Regions from separate parts of the Mus musculus genome. Here region 2 is linked to region 1. The links are chromatin loops, found by intact Hi-C in ENCODE. Cell type or tissue: left cerebral cortex. All regions are shown on one strand. Each heading gives the region's core, and the rest is flanking DNA. Links, peaks and the distances in the headings are about the cores only. Region 1 overlaps Fut9 (fucosyltransferase 9). Region 2 holds the start of Fut9 (fucosyltransferase 9).

Region 1 (8,342 bases), core at 319-8,318:
AAGGTCCTTTTAATCCACTAAGTTCTGTACTAATTTATTATGGCAAACCTGAAAATTAATGGGTCTCTCATGGATTTAATAAGGATTTGAGTAAGGAAGTCATTTGTAAAATAATGGAATGCGGTAATGTTGGCTTCTTGCATATGAAAAAAGCAAGATAAGAATTTTGTTTACCTAAAACATAGAATCTGGTGAATAGGGAAAAAGGATATATTTAAGAAAGACCTCTACACCTACCCTCACGTAGATAAAGAAAATAGATGTTAGAAAGATAGATAGATATAGATAGATGATAGATAGATAGATAGATAGATAGATAGATAGATAGATAGATAGATAGGATATAGACATTGACATAGGTAAAGTCTTTTGACTCAACATGAACTCATTATGTATGTTATTACCTGTAATAATTCTCAAGCTACTCCTCTTTCACCTTTCAAGCTGACTGACAGCATAGGTTGCCTGGCTGGGCACCAGTAGCCTACGCATCTCTTCCAGTTACTTTTTAAATGGTAACAAGAGAAACCCTGGGTGTTGCCTTATATTCTCTTGGCCTTTATCATTGTCTTCACCATCAAAGTCATCTGGCAGTTGTCTCAAAACGTGTCTCAGTATGGATGTTCATTGCATATGTTATTACATATATGTTATTGCATATGTTATGCATAGACACACAGTTTAGTATATCTGGATGGAGAATGTCAACTTAACTATTCGCTTTGCTATTTTTTTTCTGGGTCATGGAACCAAGAGTATCTATCTATATCTTAAGATGAATTGACTTGGAACTCAAATTCAATGAGTCATATGTAATTATGACAACTGAAATCTTAAAATGTCTCTAAATTACAGATGATTATAGCATCAGCATATCTATAAATCCTCTAGGAAAACTTTGAGAAAGAAAATTTAAATATAACTTCTTTTAATTTGAGTGTATATGCATGTGTGTGTATGTGTGCGCACATGCGTGTGTGTGTGTGTGTGTGTGTGAGTGTGTAAGTGTGTGTGTGTCTGTGTGTCTCTCTGTGTGTGTGAGTGTGTGTGTGTCTGTGTGTGTGTGTCTCTCTCTCTGTGTGTGTGTGAGTGTGTGTGTGTCTGTGTGTCTCTGTGTGTGTGTGTGTGTGTGTGTATGTGTGCAGGTACATGCAGAAGGTAGAAGATCCTATGAAACTGGAGATGGTAGCAGTTGTGAACCTCACGATCTTGGTGTTAGGAGCCAGACTTGTATCCTCTAGAACAATCTTCCTCTTACTCAGCCATCTTCCAGCCTTTTAAATTGCACATTTTGAAGGAAAGTACCCAAACATCAAATTCTCACTTTACAAAACATCTCATGACAGAAGATTCTAATAAAAGGAAAAAATAATCATGTGTTAATTTTTTCAATAAGAAATAAAGGGCCCAGAGTTCTTGTTCTGGTTAATGATTGACTAATATAAAGCTATGTTTTTAATTAAGACAAATTTAATTTGTTCACATGCAAAGTTTTTGATGAGTACTGATTTGCCATTCCAGTGGATAATGGCATCCTTTGCGCATGCAGGCAAATTAAAAACTGATCCCTGTAACGGAACTTCTAGTTAATTCCATATAGATACCTGGCATTTCAATATATGTAAAGAAACATAAATCAGGGAAATTTCATGACATTTTATAGAAACATCTACCAACTACCTTGTAAAAGTATATATGTCTTAATACAATAGATACAAACATCCATGCATGGAAACAAATGGGCCAACAGCTCTGCTTATTAGTTACATGTATCTTCATACTTAAACATTTTGGGTTCATTGTGGGCTAAAAAATCTGGGTTCTTGTGATGTTAATTGGGTAATGAGGGAGAGTATGAAAGAGGAAATGTTTCTTTTCTCTCCAATGAGAAAAATAGCCATCACGAGAATGAACATACAAGGAAGGTTCATATTTGTTTTCTTAAGATTTTCATTAGAATTTATTCTTGAAGATTTGTGTGTGCTTGTGAGCATGTGCACACAAATATTTATCATTTTTTTTCAAGACTAAGGATGTTCAAGTTAAGTTGAGAGTGGTAGTGTAGCATGCCTTTAATCCCAGGATTCGGGAGGTAGAGGCAGGGAGATCTTTTTTGCTTGAGGCTAGCCTGAACTACAGAGTAAAATGAGGTTAAAATCTATGTAGATTTTCATTTCTATTGTAAGTCTACCTTTTGTGACTGATATATTTTATCAAATCCATGTGTTCTAAGATAAAAGATGTACACTGAAGAGGTGAAGAAAGTTTGTAGGAGCAAGAGTTAGTGGATGATACAAAGGGAACAGTGTCTTTTCAGACACAACGGATTGATATGCAAATAAGCTAACAGAAACTGTGATGACACCCAAAAGACCCAAACAGGTTCTAACCAACATCACTTACTGAGACCAAAAACACACAAAATGTCCCACCCCTAACCAAGAAGCTATTTACAATTGACTACTGAGAAAAAAAGATCAGGTTGTTCCAATGAAGTGACACTTAGTTTGTCAATCACACGCCAAGGAAAGCCCTATAGCTAGGAGTAGATGGTTCACACAAAATGGACTTCAAGTTTTATTTTGTTGTGTTTGCTTTTGAATTTAAAAATGATTTGATATCCTAATAAAACTGTATCATTTCTTCTTTGTCACTTCTCCTTCCAAATCCTCCCACGTGCCCCTCTTTACTCTTTCAAATCTCTGTCTTCTTTTTCCATTAAATGTTATTACATGATTATATGGATACACATATACATTTCTAAATGTAAGTTGATTGGCCTATATCTGGTTATTCATGTGTATGTTCTCAGGGGTTGTGTTTATTTGGACCTTTGACTTTTCCTTTATTTCTATTGCTGTTTATTAGTTTTCTTTTCTTTCTTTTTTGAGAGAGAGAGGGAAGGAGAGACAGAGGGGGACAGAGAGGTGGGGAGAAGAGAGAGAGAGAGAGAGAGAGAGAGAGAGAGAGAGAGAGAGAGAGAGAGAGAAGAGAGAAGAGAGAAGAGAGAAGAGAGAAGAGAGAAGAGAGAAGAGAGAAGAGAGAAGAGAGAAGAGAGAAGAGAGAAGAGAGAAGAGAGAAGAGAGAAGAGAGAGACCCAGATACAGAGAGAGACAGAGGCTGGAGGGGAGAGAGAGGAGGAGAGACGGGGGAGAGAGAGATAGAAAGAGTCAGACACAGAGAGACAGAGAGAACCTGAAGACCCTTAAGTTTTTTGGGAGAAAGGAAGGGAGGAGTTGGCAGAGGGGAAAGTGTATGATCCTGTCACGCTATGCTTGCCACATCCAGCTTCACTTTCCTGTAAAGAGAAAATCTCAATTCTGACTGGAAATCATGTAATACGTCTCTGGATTCCCTTCTGTCCCGTTTGCACTGCTATTTCCACTGGGTTGTTTAAGTGTTTTACATCTTCTCTCTTGTGACAGATATTTCCCACATCCTGTTCCTATTTACAAAACTCAGACAGTCTCATAATTCCTCACTACTAGAGCTAAAGTCTCAGCAGTTAAATTTGGAAAGACATGGATGGTCTTCAAACTTCAACTACATATGTCCTTTTCTTCTTGTCTTTGTATGCCCCAAACACAAATCAATTACACAAGTCTGTCCACCATTTCAAATTATATCCTCAAATTACCTTTTTAGAGCTTTTGTTTGCATTTTTGCCCTTGCTGAGTACTTCCTTTAAGGCTTGTTTAATTCTACATACTAACCCTCTAGTGTAGATTTTTAACTCTTAATTGCTTATTAAATTTCTTCCCCAAACCTCGGTTCTTCCATAGTTAATTGCATATCATGTCCAAAGATTTCTTATAATTAAGCTTGCACTCTACAGTCTCAATATTATGCTTTACCATTGGCTCAAGTAGGTTTTTAAGATTAAAGGAGATTTAAATGAAGTAATCATTTTCATAATTTAAATTAATTCTTAGGACATTGCATGATTAAAACAAAAATTAGAAACACGTTCAACTCCCAATGTGACCATTACTTTTATAAACGGCCCTTGCAAATTTCCTTGTGAATGTATTGCCTGTAAATACAAGTGGTTGAGTAAGAACAAGTAATTTTTTCCTTTGCTATTGTATTGGAAATAAATTCGAGCCATTTTGACTCAACATTAGCGTTTTGAAAACTAATTCACAAATCAGAGGAGATTTATTGATATTCCATTGTCCTTTTTGTAGTAGACTGAATAACAATCTCAAGGGCTAGCTTACAGTTCAATTAGGAAAGATGCTATATAAAATTCAAGGTCACTGTGTTCTCATTCCATTGAATTTTTTTAGTCTGCCATTGAAACTAATTACTCAATCTAAGTGCAGGGACACTGACTATTTATTGATGAGCCTTTCCTTGTAGGAATTTGGCTTTTAAAAAAGTTTCTGGCCCTGAAAACGCAGACATAAATGACCTCAAGTTATACTCCAAAAAAGCATGATTTTACTGCACTTTGACATTTTCATTTGATTTTCAGTGAGGTACTCCAAGGTACTTCAAGTCTTAGTTCTCTGTCTCATGGGTGCTAATGAGATACTGTTCCTGACATTTCATAAAGAAATGCAAAGGTGTTTTGTAAAAGTAGCAACAGAGGAGAGATCACAATAACATGCAGTTTTGTTTGGAAGAATGGAATTTTCTTTCGGTTACAAAACGGACAGGGCCCATATGTTCATGAAGCAAAAATAGCATTTTAAGTGAGGCGCTGGCTTCTCTCTTCCCCCAGACTGTTGTGAGTCATTTTAGCAATTTGCTTCCTACAATAATTTCAGAGAAAGCTGTAAACTTTATGTAGAACTCTATATTTAAGATGAAACGATGAGAATCTTGGTTACTTGTTAATTTAATAAGCATTGATGGAGTAACTTCTACGTGCACCTTCTGATAATAGAGAAAACTGAAGGCAAAACTCATTCATAAAAGACATGTGAGGCGGTTGCAAATGGATATCATGGTACATTTTACTAAAGTCCATGGCAGGAGTTTGTAGAGAGGTCTATGGGCTACAGTGGGGAAGCATGCAACTCAATCTCAGGGAAAATATTCTACACATGAATCTGTGTTTTACCTGAATCAACTGGATTTTAGTAAGATAAAATAACTTGTAAGATATAGCTGTGGAACACGTAAATGCACATGGATTTGAAAGCTCGGTAGTGTAGTTAATAATGATGTGGGATACTTTGGTTTACCAAAGGGAAGTGGTTAGTGACTCAGGCCAGACTTTAAAGTCACAGATACCTTACTAATGAATCTGCCTATAATTATAAATTAAAAGCCAACAATTCAATCATAGACAAGGCATGCTGAGAAATCTAGCGATGGCTTTAGTACAATTTTCAAAGACTCTGAAAGACTAGAGCAATTTGTTAAAACTGACAATGAATTTGGAAAGCAAGAATACAGAGTTAAACCTGAAATTTGCTAAGGAATGGAGAAATGGGAAAATTCAGTTTATATTCTTTTGCTTAAAAACAAACAAACAAACAAACAAACAAACAAAAAACAATCTATAGTTTTAGCCAAATGATAGACTATTGTGTATCACGAGGGAAAATGTCTCCTAAAATATTACTGGAATTTTGAACTATGGCAAGAACAATGTATGTAGTGAGTGTGGCAAAAGCATCAATGTGTTTTCTCTGAAACACTGCCTAGCAGAGAATGTGATGAGAATGTGATGAGAATGTGTGAGCTTTGAAGCTGTGATTTAAAAATACTTTGAGAAAATAAGACCTAGAGTCTAGTAAGAGGCACCTAAAGTTATTTATTCTCCCGAGTTATCCACCTTCAAATCTTATCTTCATTTTCTTAAGCTAGCAATGTGTTTCATCCATACTGGGAACAGGGATTCAACTGGGTGCCTTTCAAGGTCTTTCATTTTCAGGGAGAGTTCTTTCATCTCAGAATGTACTTAGAACATCTGGGCTGCTCTGGAATATGTTGTATCTTTATTTGGAAGTGATTCTCTTATATGATTTTTCATTTTAATTTTTTTTGTTTGTCTGTTTTAACTAATGTATATCAGTTGCATGGATTAATGTTTACAGTGTGACCTTTTCCTTCATGTAGATATAGTGCTTTAAATACAGACTCGTGACTGCACTCTTAATTGCCCTTCTCTCTTCTCTGTCTGCTCACTCTTCTCTGGCTCTCTTAGCAATCAGGACACGAACTCACAGAGATCTGTGTGCCCCTGCCTCCCAAGTGCTGGAGTTAAAGCTGTAAATCACTACTCTCAAATACAAACACACACACACACAGACACACACACTCACACAAAACACTTATATCATATATACATATATATATGTGTGTGTGTGTATATATATTATATATATAATTATTTATTTGTTTTCTTTAATATTTTATGAGTAAAAGTACAAAGTACTTGTCATTCTATATTTATGACTATGTTTTTCATACTTTATGTATGTAATATAACTCAGGCCTGGTATATCTGGCTTATCTAGCACCTTGGGTGTTGTCTGTCTTTAAGAACTTTCACACTGCTTTACAGAGTTGCTCTGCTACTTCACACTCCCCTTAGTAGTGCTAAGTTACAGTCTTGTTAGAGAGAGTAATGGTTTCAGCTCGGAATTTTGGAGAAAGGAAGTCACAGGAACTTTTTAAGCAGAGGAAATATTTAATTAAACTTTTCTTTTATAAAAAAAATGTTTCAGACGTGAACATCAAGCTTAGGCAACACGTAAGTTGAAGTATTTTGATGGTTGAGATCGTGACGTAACATGGTTGAGGTAAACTAAAATAATGTGAAGGCAAAACAACTTTATATTCGGTTGTTACTTGGTTGGCCTTAAAAGAAAAGACAAATATGCTTCCAATTCTCTTAGCCTTTGCATTTGGATGTTGTTGGCATTGAGTCAGTTAACTGGATTGATAAAGTTTTACATGTTATGCATAAAAGTTTGACGTGCACGTTGAAACTGAAGTGGAACATAGAGTCCAAATATAGGTAGTTGGATATTTGATCCACAGTTTCATTGTGAAAATCTGGGTTAGTAGATTTTTATAAGTCACCGGGGTATAGATTAAATCCCAGCTCACATACAATGCCAGACCTTACCTTTGGCCTTTTGTAGATATTAATTCATTTAACATTCTGAATGTTTTATCGTAGATACTGCTCTAATTCCCAGGTTGCTGGGTGTTTATTTTCCCCCAATAAAGAAGCTGAGATAGAAATAAGGAGAGGTTGATAGCTATGCCCCACCCCCAACTGCTTGTTACCTCAAGGGTCAGTATACTAAATACATTATCAGTATGAATTATCAGTGCGATAACCAAAATAAATAAATGAATGAATAAATAAATAAGTAAAATCAGGAAGGGTTGCACTTTACAAGCTACAGAGATTCAGATATTGAATAAATTAGAAAAAGTGGGTTCTAGTGACATGCCAAAAAACAAAAGACAAAAAAATGATAAAAATATACTGTCTTAGAATACAAGATGTCTAAAGGAGGATTGACTCCCCCAAATGCTGCTTAAAGTTCAAGGAAACTGGGGCCTGGTCCTTTGCTTTTCTTGGCATCACCAGTTTATAAATGGCTCTTAGACAACAACAACAACAACAACAACAACAACAACAACAACAAACTATGGTGAATGGTGCAGTAAGTCTGATTAGAATCCAAGAGAAATATTGAGAAAAGGATTCAATCAGCATGTGTAGACAACTGAAGGATTTTTCTTTAGAGGTTCAAAGGAATATTATGAACTTTGGAGCAAATCAAGAGTTATAATCATAATGACTTTGGTACATATTAAATATTACTGATTTTTAAGTATTTATTATTTTTGAAATAATATATATGTGATGCACATAATGCCTACATATTTCAAAAGAGGATATCAGACCTCCTGAAGTTGGAGTTGCAAATGGTAGTGAGTCACCTAATAGATTCTAGGAATTGAACTTTAGTTCTCTGTAAGACTAGTAAAAGCAAAACCATCCTGGATTTGTGATGCTTTAAGATGGGTAGTTAGTGCTCATTAATGACAGGTATCAATGATATTATTGTATTACATTATTTTTCATGTATTTATATATAAGCATGTGAATTTATACTGGTAGGGGGTTGACTGGAGGCAGAATGTTCCACTGGTGATATGATATTTCAATTGGTACATAAATATGAATTCACTATATATCATAAAAAGTACTTGTGTGTTCTAGCAAAAAGCTAGCCCAGGAAGATTTCGAAAACAATGAAAATATGGCCCCATTAGAAATGTCTTCCTGAAATGCAAGTCTTTATTAAAAGGAAAACTGGCATACGCCAGCAAGATTTTGCTGAAAGGACCCTGATATAGCTGTC
Region 2 (8,342 bases), core at 333-8,332, 80 kb after region 1:
TATACAGACTTTTGTGAATTAAATCATATGTAAATGTACATAAAATCGAGTAAGATGTTCACCAATGTAAATTCGCCAGCATGAGATATTTACCTCCATCAAACATTGTAAATTTAAGCATTAGTTTATACATTCCTTGTCCAAAGTCTTGGTTTTAAATTTGTTTAGAACTCAGTTCACTTAGACAGATTACATGAGTTTGCCTTTGCATCTCAGATTCTAGAAATAATCACTTCATAAAAAGGAGAAAATGTTGTGTTAGTTTTTTTTCCTAAAAAAAAAAAAGGAGGCTTCTGAAAAATCACATTGGGAAACAGCTACTACCTAAAACTTTAGGGATTGTGCTCAGTTATCGTCATCTGGGTAAGTTTCAAGCTGGTGGTCACAGGTTCTTTATTTTCACCCCATGTTCGTCATCTCCCTCAGCCTTTATCTCTTCACCTTACATTCTCAGTAAAACCATGCATGGACTAAAGGCAACTTGTTGATGAAATTCCTGTGTCATTTACACAACTGCTAATCCCCTTTGCCAAGGCAAATATTGACTTTACACCTGTCCTCTTGGTAGCAATGTAAAGAAGAGCATCACACACTCACCAATGCACCATTCCAATACTGGTGTTCCTGTCTCTTCATCTGTTATATTTGATGATTTTGCAGAGTCTTCCTAACTACAGGACCTTTAAATCCAGAAGGGTTTTGACTTCTGTATAAGAATCCATAACAAGAACCTCTGCTCTATTTTATGAGAAATTCATTTTCATGTTCATAGATGATTCTTAGGCAGTGTTAATATTTTGACATAAACTACAATGCTGTTAGAATGCTTTGATCTCAACTTCTGCTTACCACAAAAACAGAGCATTCAGCATTACTCCAAGCTCTGCTTCGTTCAACTGTGACGTATCTATTCAGTGAAGACTCATTATTGCTGGATATACTGTACATACCAATTACCCTATTGCTAAACAAAATACAAATATCTCCAGAGGGAAATTTAAAAGATTCTTTAATTCATCTTCTAAGTCGCCTATTGTCCACTCGGCATGCCATATGTGAATGTCTGCAGCAGTTGCAAACTTAAATACATAGTTTTGAGTATTTTTCTTAGTCCAACAGTAAGGTTAATTAGGCAAATTTCTGTATTTAGGAAACCAACAGTAGTACACCTGGCCCTCGTGAATTTTGGTGCAGCTGAACACATTTGCTGAAAACCACTGCTGGTCACTTTGCTCCTGCCCTGAGACAAGGACTACCAAGAAAGCAAAGTGAAATAAAATGCTTGACAATGGGAAAGGTGGGATTTTAAAGGTAATCATTGGTAAACAAACTCATCGTATATTTGATCAAATTTCCCTTTCTATTTTATATAGAGGGAGAATCGCCTGTCCAAGAAGAGGACTGAAAACATCATCCTCTCCACCAACTGCAAACAGGAGAATGGCAAGTCAAGTCTCATTCCCCCTAAATTGCTTACAGTAATATCAAAACACTTATTCACACAGTCCATTCTTAAATAGGGTATTCCCCTTCAAAGTTTCTTACATTTCTTTGAATACTCCCAATTTTCCTTAAACATTAACCCTATGTTCACGTCTGTGCAGTAAGATGCCGCCACACAATATTTTACAAGTTGTTTGAATGTAAATCATAAGTTGTATGGGATCTTGCTTTTCACTACAGCACAGAGGAATCTTGAATACAAATTTTAGTATTTAAATCACCTCCTTTCCTGTTCACAGGAACCCTCCACTCCCCGTCAGATTCACTCTTTGAACACAATGCTTATTTTTGTTCAAGCTAACCACAAATGATAAGCCTGATTCCAGCAGGAAGGTCTGCTGCATTCAGGAAACTCATTAGGATAGCTAGAGACTACACCTACACCGCCCCTGAAGCGCGTGGTGTGGAAGTTCTCTGTACAACCTTCCGCTCTTAGGTCAATAAACACAAAGGAAATAAGGGCTTTAACTTATTGAAATTTAAAATCATAACAACAATAATAAAGCGATTGTAAACGGTATGTCTGGTTCCACCTCTTTTTAAAAAAGCTGCCTATCCTTAAAAGTTGCCGCCGAGATTTGGTGGCGTAGCTTAGGGAGATTCACAGCTGGACTGTGTAAGGTGCTCTGCTCTAAACCTGAAAAAAAGGTAGATTCTGTGATAACAGGTAAAATAATATGGGCCCTTCCTTGTGCTCAGCGGACAAGCCCTCAGACAAGAAGGAATCTAAGCGATGTAAATAGTTGGGCACTTTGAAACAATGACAAAAAGTTTAGTCCCAAAAGATTTCCTGTTTTTGTCCTCTTTCCATGGTTGATTATCACCTTAATAGCCCAGGTGCAGAGACACAATAAACAGAACACACCGCGTGTCAGTGTGGGTTTGGAGGTGAGTGTCAGAAAAGCTTCAAGACAGCATCATGTGGAAGCAATGAGGTCAGCATTCACTAAGTCTCTGAGGAGGAACGGGATGGCAGGACCAATGACTCTGTGGTCAGGCTTTGAGGGAAGGTGGGTCAGAGGAGGACTTTGTGGAGAAACCTAGGTCCGAGCGCTAGGCAGAAGACAGAATTCACAAAAACCTGGGGACAACAAGGGCAGCAATGACTCTCTTTGAAGTGACACCAGGAGAAGGCTATCTGCCCGGGGAATGAGGGTAGCAGCGGGAGGGCAGGAGGGTGACAAGGGACTAAGATGTACAAGCAGCTATCTCTGGAAGAGAAAGGGTTCAAGTTCCAAGCTGGTTGAGTTAAAACCAAATGTCCCCGGGGACCTGTGCCAGGAGGGTACCCAGCAGGTGGTCGGGGTGCCTCATCTAACGATGTACGGTGGGCGCTCAGTCCTGTGCCTGACCCCCTAGAGTCTCTGGTACTCACCGATCCCAGCGAGGGAAAGCTCCATCCAGGGCGCGGGAGGGCAGCGCGGCGCGGGCGGGACGAGGGCTGGCGGTGGTGGCGGCGCTGTCCTAGTAGCGTAGCCGGAGTCCGGGGGTAGCCAAGAGGCGAGAGCGGCGGCGGGGTCTCAAGGCACCGGGTGAGGAAAGATCCAGGGCTCCAGAGCTGCAGCGCCCCGCGCGCTCTCTTCCCATCTCCCGGGCTGCCGAGGTTGCTGCTGCCCAGAGCAGCCAGGAGAGGGGGAGGGGAGCAGGCACGCGGCAGGGAGGGAGAGCAAAGAAAGCAGGGAGGGGGGAAGGGATGCGCGAGGGGAGATGGAGATGATCACCGAGAGTTGGGAAGAGAAGGGAGGAGCATAGCAGCCGGGTACAGGTTCCCACCAGAGGAGCTCCAAAATGAGCCTGTGGGTCTTGCCCCAATACCCTGCCGCTCCATGCTAACCCCCTTCGCGCCCTTTCCTTTGGCTCTTCCTCCGGTGACTGTGCCTGGGAGTACCCACGCTCGGCTGCGGATGCAGTTTCAGCAAGCCACCGCGTGTGTTGAGTCGGGAGGCTGCAGAGACACAGCATTGCTCTCCAGGCCTGTGGCACCTGTGCGCGCACACATAGCCACTGGTTCCATTGCTGCGTCTCCGATATGCAGACTCTTAGTCTGCCACCCTCCTCCACTCTCCTTTTAGGTCAAACTGTGGACTTGCAGCAACCGCTTCTGTCAGTTCCTTATTGCTGTCCCCCACCCCCACCCCCCAGGCGCTATTTGGCACGGACTGTCCAGCCAGAAGGCGACAGCAGGGAGCTCAATGCAGGCAACCTTCTCCAGTCCCTTGTATCTGCTGCCTGTGTTTGTTCTTCACTGGGGTTGACCAGCTAAAGTCCGGGGTCAGGTTGGGGGGTGATTAAAATTAAACTAAAATAGGAGGGGCAGATTGTCTGGAACCAAATTCTCAGTGATTTGGGAAGGTTGTAAATGTGAAGGGCAGTGTTGTGCTCAGAATTGACTCTTCTCTGTAAGCAACATTAAAATATAAATTCATAGGTAGATAGACACATAGAAAGATAGATGGATAGATAGATACATGGATGGATAGATAGAAAGACAGAAAGAAAGGTAGGAAGGAAAGAAGGAAGGAAGGAAGGAAGGAAGGAAGGAAGAAGGAAGAGAGAGAAAGAAAGGATAGATGGATGGATAGATAGATAGATAGATAGATAGAGCTCCACTTTGCAAAGTTTTTGTTTATTTTGTTGGACTACAAGTCAATCCTCGAAATTTACTTTTAGACTACGATTCAAATACATATAGAAAGTATATTTAGGGGCTCCTCTTACACTCAAGAATCAAGGAATAAATTCACACATTTAGTAAATATAACGACAATCAGAGTATCGCTGACTGATTTCTGTGAACCTTGATTTTGTTTCATAATCTTCGCATTCTGATTGGAAATAGGCAGCAGACAGGAAGCAAGTGGATGATGTGTGTAATGATACAGGTAGAAAAAGTAGTCTAGTTAAACTCTCTTCAAATGATACAGTAAGTATCCCTGTACTTCTTAGCAGAGCACTGGAGAAAGGAAGTTCTGGGGTGTGTGTGTGTGTGTGTGTGTGTGTGTGTGTGTGTGTGTGCATGTGTGTGTGTGTGTGCATGTGTGTGTGTGTGTGTGTGCATGTGTGTGTGTTGCATGTGTGTGTGTGCATGTGTGTGTGGGTGTGTGTGTGGGTGTGTGTGCATATGTGTGTGTGTGCATGTGTGTGTGAGTGCATGTGTGTGTGTGCATGTGTGTGTGGGTGTGTGCGTGTGTGTGTGTGCATGTGTGTGTGCATGTGTGTGTGTGCATGTGTGTGTGTGTGTGTGTGCGCGCGCGCGCGCGTGTGTGTGTGTGTGTGTGTGTATGTGCACCAAGCATGTGTCCATGGGCTCACACTGCTTTTCTGAATGTAGAAATCTTCATGTGCTAAAGGATCTTAGTCTCTAAAATAATTTAGACATTTTACTTTACATAATTATGCCTTATATAACAAATGTACTCATATTAAAATAAATGCTTTCTCAGTTATGAATGCAGTGTGAAAAACATTTTTACTGCAACAAGTCAGCCTTACATATTATTGAAAAACTTCTATCTCTTCCTGTATTGTTTTACTTGAAGAAAAATAAAAGTTAAATTTTAGTGATAAGTTACTATTTGACAGTGTCTCTAACTTGTTAGACTCTTTCATGTTCAGCATGCATGCCAATGAAAACATTTGGTTTCATGTCTTTTTGATGATCAGAATAAGAGGACCATCTATTCAGTAAGGGCCAATGGGCCAGACGCCTCAGCTTCTAGAGCACATGTTGCTGTGTCCAGCATGTACACACAGCAGTACACCAGGTAGACCCACCGATTATTAATCATTTAAAGAACATGGAAAGGTAATGATTGATGAAGCATAATATCCCACTCAGCACTCTTACTCAGAGATGAATCATGAAGTTTGCAAATGGCAGTAACTGTTTAATTAATTGTGGTTACTGAGAATTAATAAAGTACAAACTTCCAGACAAAGGGGAGAGGGAATCACATGGGCAGATTTACATTTTAAATGTAAATAAATAAAATAACAACAAAAAACAAATTTCCTCATATATGATTAGGATATCCCCGACTTTAATGTAGTGATTTATATAATTTTCATATAGTTGAGACTTTTGGGCTTTCATACAATATATTGTATTATTAACCCCTACCTCCTAAATCCTTCCATAATCTAACCCTATCCCCACCTCAATTTCATATCCTTTGATTGTGTTTTTTATAAGTGTAGTAGTTTAAGTGAGAGGAACCTCCTTAGGCTAATAAATTTTGTTGGGTTCCAGTGGTTGCAACTATTAGGGGAGAATTAAGGAATATGACCTTGTTAGATGAGGCATGTTAGTAAGGGTGGGCATGAGGTTTTAAAAAAATCTTCTACCATCTATAGTGTGCTCTCTGCCTCTTGCCTCTAGTTTGAGATGGTACTGGATTTGAAGACACAAAGTGGTCATGGAGAGCAGCTAAGGCCTGACACTGTAAAAGGCCAGCAACAGCCATTAGTGAAGGTACAGCCTCAATTGCAGTTGATGGCCCAGGACTGAAGGGGTCATGCAAAAAATTTGATGTTTGGTACCATGAGGAGAGCCTATAAGAGGTTTTTGGTGATGTCTAGTTGCAGGAAAAGACTCCAGCGTATTGGAGATGCCAGTACCATGGAATACCCACAGAGAACAGCGGCAGCAGTAGAATGGAGTGAACTAGAGTGCTACAGAGGGCAGAGCTGGAGAAGTCACTCAAGTCCCTTGGAGGAGTCCAGAAGATCATGTGTAGTTTCAATACATTGGAACAAGTAGTTGTAAAATTGAAGTTGCCTTGGAGACTGGAGATATTAGTGATGCCAGAGCTATGGGATACATGCTAATGAAAGCTGCTAACAGGGTGTGGAACCAGCCAAAGAGAATCAACTGTGTTGAAGTCAACAAAATGAAAGGAGTTGGATATCAGACATGGGCAGGCAGAGTCTGGAGGTTGCTCAGCTGGTTTTTAATCTTGATATGGTCCAGTATTTCCTTACTATAACCTTTTAGATTGGTAATGTGTACCCTGTGTCATGACATGTTGGAATTCTGACATCTGCTTTTTGCTTTTAATTTTATAGGGGATTACAGTTAAAAGATTGCAAGAATCTCAGAAGATATTTTGAACTAGGGATTCTTTACATCCTTAAGACTGTTGTGGACTATGGAAACTTTTGATGTTGGACTAAATGTAATTTTGCATTATACTATAGTTAAGAATGGCCCCATAATGTGTTTCTACAAACCTATGGGGGCCAGGAACTGGAATGTGGTTGTTTGAATAGACATGAAAAACTTATCAAAAATGCCAAGATCAAATGTAAATGTCACTTGAAAGGGGTGGGGTTGCTGAGAGTGGTCCCAATGTCATCTTCTCTAAGAATGTACAGACAGACCTGTACTTCAGAAAACTGAGAATTTCACTTGGGAAGGGGAAATTTATGTTCCTTGGCACAATGTACTTATGAACAAGAATTGGTCGATGACTACAAAAGAAAAAGCACAGGCCTCAGGGGAGTCTGCTAAAGCTAGATGACCACACTGGCTGCAGAAACCTGCATTGTTTCCTTCTCCACAGTCTCTGAGAGATGAGACCCCACCTGTAAATCTCTGACAGACACAGGATAGGGAATGATGAGACAGGAGCAGTGACTGCAAGTAGTAGCTGCTTACTGAGACTTGGGAAATCTGGAGATACAGATTCCTTTTCTCACTTTGATGAACAATATGTTAATTTAGTTGATGTTGAAGAGCTAAAAATAGACACAGTATCAATAGAAAAACAAGAAAATCCTTGAGAGGAGCTGAAATAAGTCAGTTGTTAAAAATGTTATACTATAAAAATGTTGCTATGGAGAAGTTGAAAAACTGTTTTAATATTCTGACATGAATCTTTATAAAGGTGTAGCAAAGGACTTGCCTCTAAGCATGAAAACCACAGACAGAAATGCAAGGTTTTAGAGAATGATGATAAGAAAAATAGTAAGTGGTGATATAGGGGGCAGGGTTCAGAAAAGAAGTGGGAGAAGAGGACCAGTGATGAGTTAGGACAAAAAATGGTAGAAAGACAGCAACAGTAGGTACTGAGGTAAAGGGTAAAGGTGAGGAGAGACATGGAAAAACAAATAATCAAAGCCAGAGAAGTAATATAGGAAAAGGATGAGTGGGGATAAGCAAGCAAATTTAGACAAAAGAAGGCCCAGAAGATTAAGAACTGGTAATGAAAAGAAGAAATATTTTTAAATATATTAAGAAACCTTTGTGCAAAATGAAAGATTTCAATTTTTATGTTGGACAGAAACAATGATTTCCAGATAAATATTCCCAGAATGATGAATGCCAACTTCTAAGGAAAAAATATCATTATCTTCTTCCTCTTCCTCTTCCTCCTCCTCTTCCTCCTCCTGGGACTTTCTTTTTTTTTTCTTTTCATTTATTTTTTGTTATTTTCTTTCATTTTGTTTTCAATACATCCAACTGCAATGTCAACCTCTCTCCCAGATCCATTTCTTCTCAGTTTCCCTTCACAGAAGAGCAGTCCTCCCAGGGATATGAACTGAACAAGACATAAGCGATACAATAAGATTAAATGCCCATATTAAGTTGAGACAAGGCAATCCAGTAGGAAGAAAAGGATCCTAAGAGCAGATGAAAAGGTCAGAGACCCCACCAACACGCACTGTTAGGAGTTCTACAAAAACCTAAGCTAACAACCGTAACATATATGCACTGGACCTAGTGAAGACCCCTGGAAGTTCTGTGATTGCTGCTTCAGGCTCTATGAGCCTCTATGGGTCCTACTTGATTTTGTGGGCTGTGTTTGCCTGGTGTCCTCATCCTCTCTAGCTCCTACAAT

The links. A loop is a pair of places that touch in the nucleus more often than their neighbours do. Peaks named below come from ENCODE experiments on the same cell type or tissue, not always from the same donor. Only the 100,000 strongest peaks of a DNase experiment are listed, where the experiment ranks them.
Region 2: it touches region 1 in a loop (2.7-fold over the local background); 3 of 42 quality-filtered maps call a loop at or near these places.

The regions. Positions count from the first base shown.
Region 1 is chr4:25,717,083-25,725,424 of GRCm38, forward strand. The region is part of intron 1 of Fut9 (fucosyltransferase 9); the gene reads right to left. Among named protein-coding and RNA genes, the nearest start is that of Fut9, 79 kb to the right of the region's middle. In left cerebral cortex, for the core only: no CTCF peak of the experiment used is centred there; DNase peaks (open chromatin) are centred at 1,112, 3,388, 4,677 and 5,744; H3K27ac peaks cover 3,628 bases.
Region 2 is chr4:25,796,711-25,805,052 of GRCm38, forward strand. It overlaps Fut9 (fucosyltransferase 9), which reads right to left and starts at 3,293. Exons shown (of 3, transcript NM_010243.3): 1 at 2,879-3,293. In left cerebral cortex, for the core only: a CTCF peak has its summit at 3,465; DNase peaks (open chromatin) are centred at 934, 1,923, 2,481, 3,194 and 2 more places; H3K4me3 peaks cover 4,015 bases; H3K27ac peaks cover 3,948 bases.